Linked DNA regions of Homo sapiens: regions 2 and 3 are each linked to region 1. A link is an interaction called in ENCODE POLR2A ChIA-PET data of the cell type or tissue named here. Cell type or tissue: CD4-positive, alpha-beta T cell. All regions are shown on one strand.

Region 1 (4,000 bases):
ACACACCATTTTCACCTTGAATAAGCACATAGACCAGGGAGTAGAAAGAATGGCAAATAAATTAATGAGTTACGTCCAGGCGTGGTGGCTCATGCCTGTAATCCCAGCACTTTGGGAGGCTGAGACGGGCAGATCACAAGGTCAGGAGATCGAGACTGTCCTGGCTAACATGGTGAAACCCCATCAGTACTAAAAATAAAACAAATTAGCTGGGCATGGTGGCGGGCACCTGTAGTCCCAGCTACTCGGGGGAGGCTGAGGCAGGAGAATGGCATGAACCCAGGAGGTGGAGCTTGCAGTGAGCCAAGATCGTGTCACTGCACTCCAGCCTGGGCGACAGAATGAGACTCCATCTCAAAACAAAACAAAAAAATTGTGATTTACAATGTTGCAGAAACTGCCTAATCTGTGTGGGATGCAAAGAACATGTAAAGGGGAGAGCAACCCATGCTCCCTGGGGCAAGAAGAAAGGAATGCCAATTTCCCAACAGAAAGGAGGTGGTTGTTACTGTAAGAGGAAAGGAATGCTAAAAATCCAAAATCAACAGATGTCCACAGCACTAATAATAAAGTACCAACTTTTTAAATGTTACTTTTTTCATAAATTAGAGCACATTAAAGGTTATCCCCATCATAATGTCACTCTCACTCGCATAGCAATACGTGCTCCAAAACGGGAAAGGAGGGAATGGAATTAGAGTGAACAGCTGGGGACAGGGCTGGGAAAAGCATCCAACAGATGTTCACTGAGCCATAGGTCCTGGGCACTGCACTAGGCACCTGGGAGGAAACAGAACAAGACCCCTGCCCTGTGTCACCTCAAAACTGAGAGTGAAAACGACCAAACCAGGGCAGGTAGCCCCAGCTACCAAGACTTCAAACCATTCAGAAATGGGATCTGCAAAAATAGGACCTTCTGACTCCATTCTGGAAAAACTGCTATTTGATTTTGCTTTCATCTTTGCCAGCTTCCAGATCAGGAAAAGACATTTTGCTCAACAAAACTGCTATCTGAGTCTGTCAGTCTATTGCTTCCCCCACCTACAAGAAGGACCCATTTCAAACCCTCACCAGGGCTGTTGGGATTTTCAGATTCTGCTCAGGGACTGTGGGGATTTGTTTCACGATCTTGTTGAAAAAAAAAAAAATTAAATAAATAAATTGGTGGCGTTGCAACTGCTGTTGTTTTGAAATGTTTCGGTTTTATTTTGAGGCTTGTATTTTATGAGTATCTGTTTCTACATTTGGAGCTCATGCAATATGCATGGTTTCTTTATGAGATGTGATATGCATTTGTGGAGACTGCATTGCCTGCCAGACTGTGTTGAGAAAATACATTTCAGTTACACCTGACCGGAAAACCATCTGCCCGTGCCGCACGGACACATGGCCGATACTGGGATAGCATGGGAAGCCCCAGCGACTGCTCAAGGTTCTCTCAGTTAGAAGACATCCCAGAAGAGAAGTGGTAGATTATGACTGTTGAAGAATACTTATTATTTGAAATAAATACAAATTTTTAGTCTACAGCCAGACCACCCTGAATGTGCCCCATCTCGTCTGAAATAAATATAAATTTTTAATGACTTTTTCACGGAAAAGTGACAAGTAATTAAAGGTTTTTGAGGGATAGCAAATGGTAACCAATTCCTAACTAGGATTCGTCCTCTCAAAGCTGTGTGAGGGGTAAACACAGGAGCAAAACTTGAGTACCCAGCTGAAAATGACTAAAAAGTGGTGAAAATTATCACTATTCTTGGTTCTCACTTCACGTTATTATTGCCTAGCACAGGGCCTGGCACATACTGGGTACTCAATAAATGGCAGCTACATTTTGCTATTTTTAATACTATATTTGAACCTTCAGCACTTGGCTCAGGACCCGGGACACAGTAGGCACTCAGCAAATGTCTATCAAGTGCATGAATGAATAGCAGTCAGAGCTGGCATTTGGCCGCAAACTCCTTGGCAGATTATGATACTAATATTTTTTCTCTTAACTCAGCTGCAAAGATCCAGATTATGGGCCACTAGGAGCCTCTCCCTGGAGAAGACAGCTCCACCAAACCTGAAGATTCCAAAGCCCTGGCTGAAATCGTAGCTGTAGACGCCGTATGTAGAGCTGGCATTGAATTCACTCCCTGCCAAGTCCTGAGCAAGCTTAGCAGTAGGCTTAAGGCTGCTTCTCAAATTGTATGAGATGCTGATTGAAGATCTCAATTGAAAATACGCTTTGTACATGCAAAGCACACCCACAGTGGCTTTAATCACGGTCCAAAGGAAAGGGAACTTGTTTTGTTTTGTTGCACTGAGGGTATGCCCACATCCTCTGCAGGCCAGTAGCGGCAACGCCTAGCCAGGAGCAGCAGAAACCCTCTGGGGTGTTCATCCTTCCACGCATGCAAATGACAAGTGAAAATAGATTCCTCTTGTCTCCTTGAAATACTGCTTTTTTGTCTCCCCTGTTTCCTCTTCATCTCTCTCTCCCTTTTGGAGCCCTTAGTTGTTGTGATCTCCTAGATGCTAGAACTCATCATGACCCTCTATCATCTCCTAGATGTTCTTTGCTCCTCCTAAATAGAGGGTCATGATGGTAAAAAATGGCAACTATCATTTCATGGGCACCAAGAAGGGCTAAGTGATTTCTTTATATTGATCCCAATCCACACAAGGTAGACTTTATGATTCTCCCTGTAGATGAAGAAACTGAGTCTAGAGAGGCTAGTAAATAGTGGAACTCAAATTTGAAACCAAATTCATCTGGCTCCCAAGACCAAGCTTCCCTAAGCATTACTTCCAATATGGGGAGATGGAAGCCCAGACAGCCTATATTTTACCATAAAGGACTAGACACATCTCCAGTTTTAGAGCACTTGGAGAAGTTCTTAAGCAATGGCAGTGTTTGGTGTTTCTTCCTCTTTCATTTTTTCCACACAAAAATCCATTTATCTGATCCTGTCAAATGAATATTTTGACCAGCCACCCTTCCAAGTCCTCAGCTTTTTCACATGCTGTCTCCTGGAATTCCTTTTCCCATCTCTGGAATAGGGCAAATAACTCAAGCAGAAGAGCAAAGAACATTGGATCAAACCCACACTTCCACATGTATAAGCTTTATGAACTTGGAAAAATTATATCACTTCCATGATCCTCAGTCTCCCTTTCCATTAACCAGGAACTAAGTGATTCTACCGCCTCCCAGAGTTTCCATGTGAATTACATGACTCCCACCCTGTGAGCTTTAGGCTGTCCTGTAAGTTTAGGTCTGGCCAATTCCTTAGACGACCGTGGAGAAGGCAACTTAGTTTCACTGACTAAGAGACGGAGTTTTAGCATTGATCTGTTCCTTCACACCACAGACCACACCTGTTTCTCCAAATACTTTTCCATGTGCCTTGGTCTTTTCAGTGAAGTTTACTCCAAAACCTGAAGCTCATCCCTGGCAAGGTCTACACAGCCTTGAGCTTCTCAAAGGCACCAAACTCCTGGAAGCCCAAGCTTTTTATGCACCTGTATTACAACATCCATTCTGCCTACTAGTATCTGCCCTCATACCCTAGGTCCATTGAGGGCTAATAGAGCCTGAATCAGGCTAAACTCTACCACATCCCTCAGACACTGCAATTTGGACTATTGACCCTGCACCTTAGGGACAGGGTAAAGCCTGCATTATTCTCCTAGCACCACTCCTGTCCTCAGAGCAGAACTTTGAGGTGAGAAAAACCTGAGCTTAAATTCTGACCCTGTGTTCTCCTCTAGCTATGGGATCTTGGTAAATTCTTCATTATTGCTGGTTTTATGGTTTTGGTGATTGGCTTTGTACATATGCAAACCAATTGGCACATATTAAATACTCCTATATTTGTTTTCCATCAAGATGCATCATCTTTCCCATAAAAGCATTGTGCAAGGTCCAGTATCATTTCTTTCTTTTCTTGTTTTCTTTGTATAGAGACAGCATCTCTCCCTCTCTTGCCCAGGCTGGGGGGAAGTGGCGCAA
Region 2 (4,000 bases), 660 kb before region 1:
TGACTGAACCTTTGGATTGAATGGCCCACGTAAAATCCTTCCATAATGGTGATTTCCATTCTCAATTTTTTTAACAGCTCGTGTTGGAGAAGCAGCTGCTTATTTACAAGGTATTTTTTAGTAGTACCTATTAAAAGGTCACCTTTTAGATGTCACCTTTTTATGCAGATGTACTTCCCTGTTTTGCAGTGGTTGATGTTGTATTTACATGCAATTCTACTCACAGGGCCCCAATGCATGATCCAATCATTGTCTTCGATTTAGAATGCTATTTGGACACAGTAGGTCATAGAGGAGGAAAAGGGACACAAGGAGAAAGTGCAGGGGAGACAATAGGGAGTGGCAGGAAGGAGAACTGTATCATACAAAAATTGCAGGACTTTCCACTTGAGTGACCTATGCCTTTTTGCTTGTTTGTTTGCTCACTTGCTTACTTTACCATGGCTAGGCTGGGGATGTGTTTTTGTCTCTGGATAAATTGTCCACTGGGAAAAGACCAGGGTATAAATACAGAAGAAATAGTAATATTAGCACCACTTCTTTCTAGGCCCTGGTTTTGTAACTCTTCTTCTCATACAGGAAAATAGCTCTTGTGTGCTCACAAGTGAAATGAGATACAAGAAAATTTTGTTGTTGTTCTTAGAGTAGGGTGGGAAACCCAACATATGGGAATTTTCTGAGTGTTGCAAATTGCCTACCGTCCTGTTAAGTATTGCTGAGCAGCTAATAAAAAAAGTAAAAACAGGTAAAATGAAGCAGCTAGTCCAGGAAGTGCTACAAATTTACATATTATGTAGAGTGCTAGGTTACTGTAAATGATTCCATTTGAAGGGTGTTCTGGTAAATCTAGTGCGCGTTCCCACACCTAGCACACAGACCTCAAAGGAGCAGACAGACCTGGGTCCAGACCACCCCTGGTTTCACAAGCTTCAGAGGCCTTGAATGGTATTTAACTTCCCTGACCATCGTTGCTCTTGGATGGAATGGAGATAATAATACCTTCCTTATGAAGAAAATAGGCAAAATCAAATTATCACTTAAGATTCCCTTCAGCTTTTACAATATAACCTTTAGTGTGGGAAAATCAGGCATGTAACAAGTAGACCAATATCTGAACACCGATGCATTGAGATTCCATCCAATTTGGGCACCAAATCAATCATCAACTTGGCCTTGGATGACCCTGAGAACTCAGATTAAGGTTGAAGAGAATTAATATGTGTACCAGGCTTGCCAATTTAACAAACACCCTTATGCATTTTGTCTTATTTAATCCAAACAACAACTCCTTAAAAGAGGTTTTGTTATTAGCCTCAGTAGAAGAAACCTGCGTCTCAAGGAATTTACTAGCCCGTGAACACAAACCTGGTCATTCTAGTGGAAAATCCTGCAATCTTTGTATGATACAGTTCTCCTTCCTGCCACTCCCTGTTCTCTCCCCCTGCACTTTCTCCTTTTGTCCCCTTTGCTCCACTTTTTATTACCTTCTGTGTCCAAATAGCATTCTAAATCTAAGACAATTTTTGGATCATGCATCAGGGCCCTGTGCATGGAATTTGATGTGAATGCAACATTAGCCATCGCTAAACAGGAAAGCATGTCTGAACAAAAAGGTGACATCTGTAGGATAGTGGTTTCTGATTTGTGAGTCCTGGATCCTCAGGTGGACTGTAGTAGAGCAAGTGTAGCATGGAGTCTCAGCTCTATGTAAAGTAATCTACTCAGTAGACTATGGATGGAATAAACAATCTGGCTCACCCATATCTCCACATTCTCATTACAAATATTTACACCTGCTTTTGTGGTTAATAAAATACAAAAATGTAGACAAATAACAGATTTCATATTTTTTCATTTAGGCAGTTAAAAACTATAATTTCTATACTCTGGACAATATGAAATTTGATATCATTCAAATTTCACATGATTCAATAAAAGAGCTTACTAACAAATGTGAGTTAGACAGGATTTTGACTCCAGGAAGTAAACAGCTTTCTAAATGGCACAGCTGCTCAGTGACTCCAAGGTGTGATCTCTGACAGACCCTGGGGAAACCACATCTAGAAAAAAGCTGAATGCAAAAGTCAACCAACTATCATTAAATAGGCCAAGCATTTGCCTGAGTACTTCCTCTGAAGTTCAGTAGCTGTATGGCCTTAGGTAAACTCTATAATATCCTTAAATCTTACTTTTGGCTTCTTTAAAATGACACAATAATAGTACAGACCTCATAGAGTGATTGTCAGGTTTAGATGGTCCACAGGTAAAGTGCTCACTTTCTGTCTGGTTGGCAGTGAGTGTAGGCTCTTACCACCACCACGGCCAATATTAATATAAACACATTAGTTAAACTTCTCTTTCTCCTCCTGTGATGGTTAATACTAGATGCCAACTTGATTAGTTTGAAGGATGCCTAGATAACTGGAAAAGTATTGTTTTGGGGTGTGTCTGTGAGGGTGCCAGAGGAGATTAACATTTGAGTCAGTGGACTGAGAGAGGAAGACCCACACTCTATGTACGTGGGCACCATCCAATTGGCTGCCAGCCCCGCGTGGCTAAAACAAAGCAGACAGAATAAGGTGGAATAAGCTGGTTTTCTGAGTCTTCCGTCCTTCATCATTCTCTCGTGCTAGATGCTTCCTGCCCTTGGACATCAGACTGCAGGTTCTTCAACCTTTGGACTCTTGGACTTGCACCAGTGGTTTGCCAGGGGCTCTCGGGCCTTTGGCCACAGACTGAAGGCTTCCCTACTTCTGAGGCTTTTGGACTCAGACTGAGCCACCACTGGTTTCCTACCTCCTCAGCTTGCCGAGGATCTATCATGGGACTTCCTTTACCTTGTGATAGTGTGAGTCAATTCTCCTTAATAAACTCCCTTTCATATATACATATATCCTATTATTAATAGTTCTGTCATTCTGGAGAATCCTAATTAACACCTCCCCTCTCCTCTCTCTTTCTCCCCTTGCCTCTTTCTCCTCACTGAGCCTGTGCAAGGCAAGAAAGTTAAGGATGTGCTATGATCTCGTGTCTTCTGGCTGCTCTCAGCCTGATGGGAGAGGCACAAACCTCAACATACGGGTATGACATACAGAAGGCATGGCAAGGATTCTCAGCCAGAAAATGGGGATTCATCAGGGCCTGGCAGAGCCTCTCTTCCAGGCCAGCCCCACGTGCTGCTAACATGTTCCTTTTCTCTAAGTTCACTAAAATTCCTCAGGGAAACAGACAAAGCACACATAAGACTGGGAAAACATCCCATTGTAGGAAGCTCATCTCCCTTCCAACCAGGGACCCTTGCTAGGTCATCTCAGACAAAAAAAAAAAAAAGAAAAAAGTTTTACCCTGATGCTATAAGAAAAGCCCTACGTCCCCAGATGATGAGAGAATCATTCTGCATTGCAGACCAAAGTGTTCCATCCACAGCCTGCCAGCATCTGGGGTACAGGGACTCTTGGAGTTTGTGATATTATGAAAGAATCCTGGTTAGCTTTGTGCTCGGGCCAAAGGAGGCTTTCTTGATTAGTTAGGTATCCAGGATCCCAACTAGGGTATGGAGAGCCAGGCACTTGTCTCAGGTGCAAAAATTGAAAGGGGGAGCTAAAAAAAAATCAGTAATCAAGACAAATATTTTCATACAATATTTTAAAAAATAAATATTAAGGCAAAAAACTCTGATGAAAAACCCATCAAGATTTTAAATAAATAGAGTGAATCAGTATGATGGATTTAACTTTTGCCACAGGCTCCAAATATCTGGCCTGGCCATCTTATTGATTCCATCTCACTCCCTAGGGAGGAGCAAAGAAGGAAGGTTCCAGGAGGTAATACATTTTTCTACATTAAGTTTATGACAAGCACTTTGCAACCACTACCTCATATCTTCCTTTTGGTAACGGTGAAATACAGGGAGGATTAACCCCATTTTATAGACAAGAAAAACTGAGATTCAACAAGAACGAGTTACTTTTGTTGGGTAGAGACAAAATTGAAATTCAGA
Region 3 (4,000 bases), 450 kb before region 1:
CTAAAGTGGCTCCAGACCAAAACATAAGAGAGCTGCCAATTGATAGATCATTGACAGTGCTGGCTGCACTGTGACAGCTAAGACAGAGCCCCCAGGTAGCAGGGAGGTGAAAGGCCCTGTTGAGAGCTGAAGCTCAAACTTGTAGACTCTTTGTTCCTCTAACTCTCTCTAGCTTGGATTCTTCAGTCCTTTCTCAGGAGCTCAGTTTCCTCCCTAAACATTGGAAGAGAGTCAGGGTCTCTTCAATGCCCCGTGAGTTGTGGGAGGCTGCATTTCCACAATTCTAAGACCCAGCAGAACAAGAAGATGCACAGCCCCCATGTGTCTGCAGAAAAATGGGTGCCTATAGGCATGAAAAGTCAGACATGTCGAGACTTATCTCATTCCTTTCACCTAATTTTATAAATTCAAGGACATTTCCCAAGCTTTCTGCATATTCATAAAGAACACAGCAAAATTTGTCATTAAGTTTGATCGCCTCTTCTTTCAGCACCTGAGACTGTCTCCTTTCCACCCATACACCGTCAGATGTTACTTGGCATTAATGGAGTTTTGAGTCTATACCAGAAACAGATGAGGCAAGTTTGCTGTGTGGTATAAAGCTGACCCATGCTCTCTGACGTTGAGCAGCAAATGAGGACATATACATATATATGCATTTTTTCACAGTAAAGAAGCCATTTTTATATCAATTATTTCATCGGATCCATACTGCTACTTTATGAGGTTATGATATGAACGAGATAACGGAGGCTCTAAGACATTGGGCAGGCTGGGTGCGGTGGCTCATGCCTGTAATCCCAGCACTTTGGGAGGCCGAGGAGGGTGGATCACCTGAGGGCAGGAGTTGGAGACCAACCTGGACAATGTGATGAAACTCTGCCTCTACTAAAAATACAAAAAAAAAATTAGCCAGGCATGGTGGCAGGTGACTGTAATCCCATGTACTCGGGACACTGAGGCAGGAGAATTGCTTGAACCCAGGAAGCACAGGTTGTAGTGAGCCGAGATCACATGAAAAATGCACTCCCGCCTGGGCAACAGAGAGAGACTCCATCTCAAAAACCAAAAAAAAAAAAAAAAGAAAAAAGAAAAAAAAGACATTGGGCAACTAATGGAGGGGCGGCAGCAGAGCAGGGGGTGAACCAGGTGCCCTGGCTCCCGAGTCCAGCCTTCTGTCCAAAGCACCTTCTTCCTTTGGACAAATGCCAAAGCAGCTAAAATGCAGAGCAGATGGTACATAAAAAGTAAGTGCTCTGGGGGCACCAAGAAGGAAGGTGAAACCCAAAGCTTCCTCTTAAAGACAACGCTTGTCCCTTAGTTATATATTTATCTACAGACCTTTGCACAGAGCCTGAACAACGGGAGCATCATGAATGCTTGTTGAGGGGATGCTAAGAGCATGATGAGATGAGGAAGGTCTTACGAAGGAGGTGACATTGAGATGGACAAATAATGCTGGCACTTTGGAGGCAGGGAGGGCCTTTCCAAAGTTCTACAGATAAATGATGAATGGAAAATAGATACTCCAAGCATGAAAAATTAATCCATGTAGCTGGAGAGCTGGGATTATGAAGGGGAAATGAAGAAGCAAAATCCACATTATATTTGCTGAGAAACGTAAGTGTTCAAACAAGAAATTTGAACACTGTTCTCTAGACAATGAAGACCCTAAATCTAATGGTTTTGAGTGAAGTATTGACGTTTTCATGTGAGCAAATAAAAGATTAATTACAATAATCAGGCATTTAGTGGGCACATGGACAGGCATTTCTCTGGGCATATAGAGATTCATGCCCCATTAGGGACAGGACTCTGTTGACTGTTAGTAAAGCTCCCCTTGTTTGCTGCCTCATATTTGAGAATATATCTCTGGAATATCTTCTCCTCATCTCTTTCGTATGCCTTCCTCACTAGCACATTTACTTATGAGTAGGGTGGCCAATTCGTCTTGGTTTGTCAGGATGCTCCTGGTTTTAGCACTAAAAATCGTGCTTCTCAGAAAAACCCCTCAGTCCCTGAATGCATTTACTATGTATATGCTAACATCTCCCAAATCCCTAGCTCCAGTATAGTCTTTCCTCCTGAAATCCATACCCATGTATCCAGCAATGTTAAGGCAACTTCATTTGGGTGACTCAGAGTTAATTAAAACCTGAGATGTCTCTGACTATCCCATAACTTTCCTGCTTTCCAAAACAGCTCCCCAGCTATTGTCCCAACACAATCCACCCAGCTGCTCAAGCTGGAACCACAGAAGTGTCTTGTGACTCCTCTCTCTGACTCATCCCACTCACATCCAATCACCTCCTGAGGACCTCTCAGACATTCACCTTTCTCCTGTCCCACCGCCTCTATCCCAGAGCAAGCCACTGTTGTCTCTTCCTTAAATTTTTATAACAGAATCTTAATTTGGTCTCTTGCTCTTCTGACAAATATTTGTTACCACACCAGAATGATGATTTTAAAATGCACATATTATCCTGCAACTATGCTCTTTAGAAATCTTCAGAGGTTTATATCCAAACTCCTTGACCAAACTCACAAGGTCTACCATATCTGAGGATTGCCTACGTTCCTAGGCCATCTGCAAATAGAGTCCCACTCACTCCTGCATGAGGGGTAGGGAAAAGGCACAGGCTGGCATGTGATGCCTTTTCCCTTTCTCCTCACTAGCAATGTGAACTCAGTGAAAAATAATTCTTCCTTCTTCCTATTGGGGGAGTAGGTTTACAAATGCTCCACCAGCTCCCATTTTCCCAAAAAGAGACTTTTTATTAATCGAATTAGTGAGAACTCGAATTTATTAAACTATATTTTACTAGCAGGCAGGGTCTCTGTGTTAAATGCAGCTCTCACTTGGTATTCTGACACCTCCAAAGGTATACACGGCTCTCAACTTCTGTACTGCAAAATCATAAATCTGAATCAAGGTATTCTCTCTTTTTCTCTCTCTCTCCCTCTTTCTTTCTTTCTCTCTCCCTGCTACCCACCACTCTCCACCACCAATTTTCTCTGAAGACCTCAGCATACCTGGGTATACAGATCTAAAATTTAAATTCAAAGACAGGAAGTCCCAATTGAACTTCAAGTCTAAACCACAATTTCTTTTTCTCCCTCAGTTTTTTTATTCTGAGAGTTTTCAAATATCCAGAAAAGTTGAAAGAATAGATTAAGAGTACCCATAAACCAACAACCTACATTTAACTACTAGTAACATTCTTCTTTATCTCACTATATTTCTGAACCATTGAAAATAAGTTGCAACCGTCATGACACTTCACCCATAAATACTTGCTCATGCATGATTTAAGAGCATGTATATTCTCCTTCACAACCTCAATGTCATTGTCACACATAAGACAGCTAACAATAATGCCCTAATGTTGAATATCCAACTCAAATCCAAGTTTTCATAACTGTCCCAAGGATGTTCATTATAGTTTTTATTTTTTAAGTCAGGATCTATTTAAGATTTACACATTGCATATGGTGATGTTTTTGAAGCTCCATTTATTGGGCATTTACTATGTCCCAGAATACACAGCTCATTCTATTTAATTTTCACAAGAAAATTTGAGATAGCTTTTGTTATTATATAAAATGATGATAAAATACTTAGCTTTGAATACTCTGATGTATTTTAGTTATTCACTATTACAATCACAGAATCTATCACAGGGCATTAGATGTACTAGGTACTAACATATAACCACAATTTCCAATCCAGGGTGTACCAAAGCTGTGTTCTGAAGTATCAAATGCCTGCTGTGATGGTTAATACTAAGTGTCAACTTGATTGGATTGAAGGATGCAAAGTATTGATTCTGAGTGTGTCTGTGAGTACGTTGTCAAAGGAGATTAACATTTGAGTCAGTGGGCTGGGAAAGGCAGACCCACTCTTAATCTGGGTGGACACCATCTAATATTCTAGCCAGCACGGCTAGAATATAAGCAGGCAGAAAAACGTGAAAAGAGAGACTGGTCTAGCCTCCCAGCC

The links. ChIA-PET counts read pairs that join two places held together with the same protein. Peaks named below come from ENCODE experiments on the same cell type or tissue, not always from the same donor. Only the 100,000 strongest peaks of a DNase experiment are listed, where the experiment ranks them.
Region 2: POLR2A ChIA-PET joins it to region 1 with 8 read pairs; 6 of 35 experiments call an interaction of 5 or more read pairs at or near these places.
Region 3: POLR2A ChIA-PET joins it to region 1 with 5 read pairs; 3 of 35 experiments call an interaction of 5 or more read pairs at or near these places.

The regions. Positions count from the first base shown.
Region 1 is chr2:12,043,311-12,047,310 of GRCh38, reverse strand. All of the region lies in intron 2 of MIR3681HG (MIR3681 host gene), which reads right to left. Among named protein-coding and RNA genes, the nearest start is that of MIR3681HG, 38 kb to the right of the region's middle. RefSeq lists an enhancer at 803-912. In CD4-positive, alpha-beta T cell, CTCF peaks have their summits at 2,129 and 2,361; a DNase peak (open chromatin) is centred at 2,310.
Region 2 is chr2:12,707,374-12,711,373 of GRCh38, reverse strand. LOC124905974 (a long non-coding RNA gene) reads left to right here. Exons shown (of 2, transcript XR_007086222.1): 1 at 1-2,848. Among named protein-coding and RNA genes, the nearest start is that of TRIB2, 7.6 kb to the left of the region's middle. In CD4-positive, alpha-beta T cell, no CTCF peak of the experiment used is centred here; a DNase peak (open chromatin) is centred at 2,043; H3K27ac peaks cover 2,728 bases.
Region 3 is chr2:12,497,138-12,501,137 of GRCh38, reverse strand. All of the region lies in intron 4 of MIR3681HG (MIR3681 host gene), which reads right to left. Among named protein-coding and RNA genes, the nearest start is that of TRIB2, 220 kb to the left of the region's middle. In CD4-positive, alpha-beta T cell, no CTCF peak of the experiment used is centred here; no DNase peak of the experiment used is centred here; H3K27ac peaks cover 2,526 bases.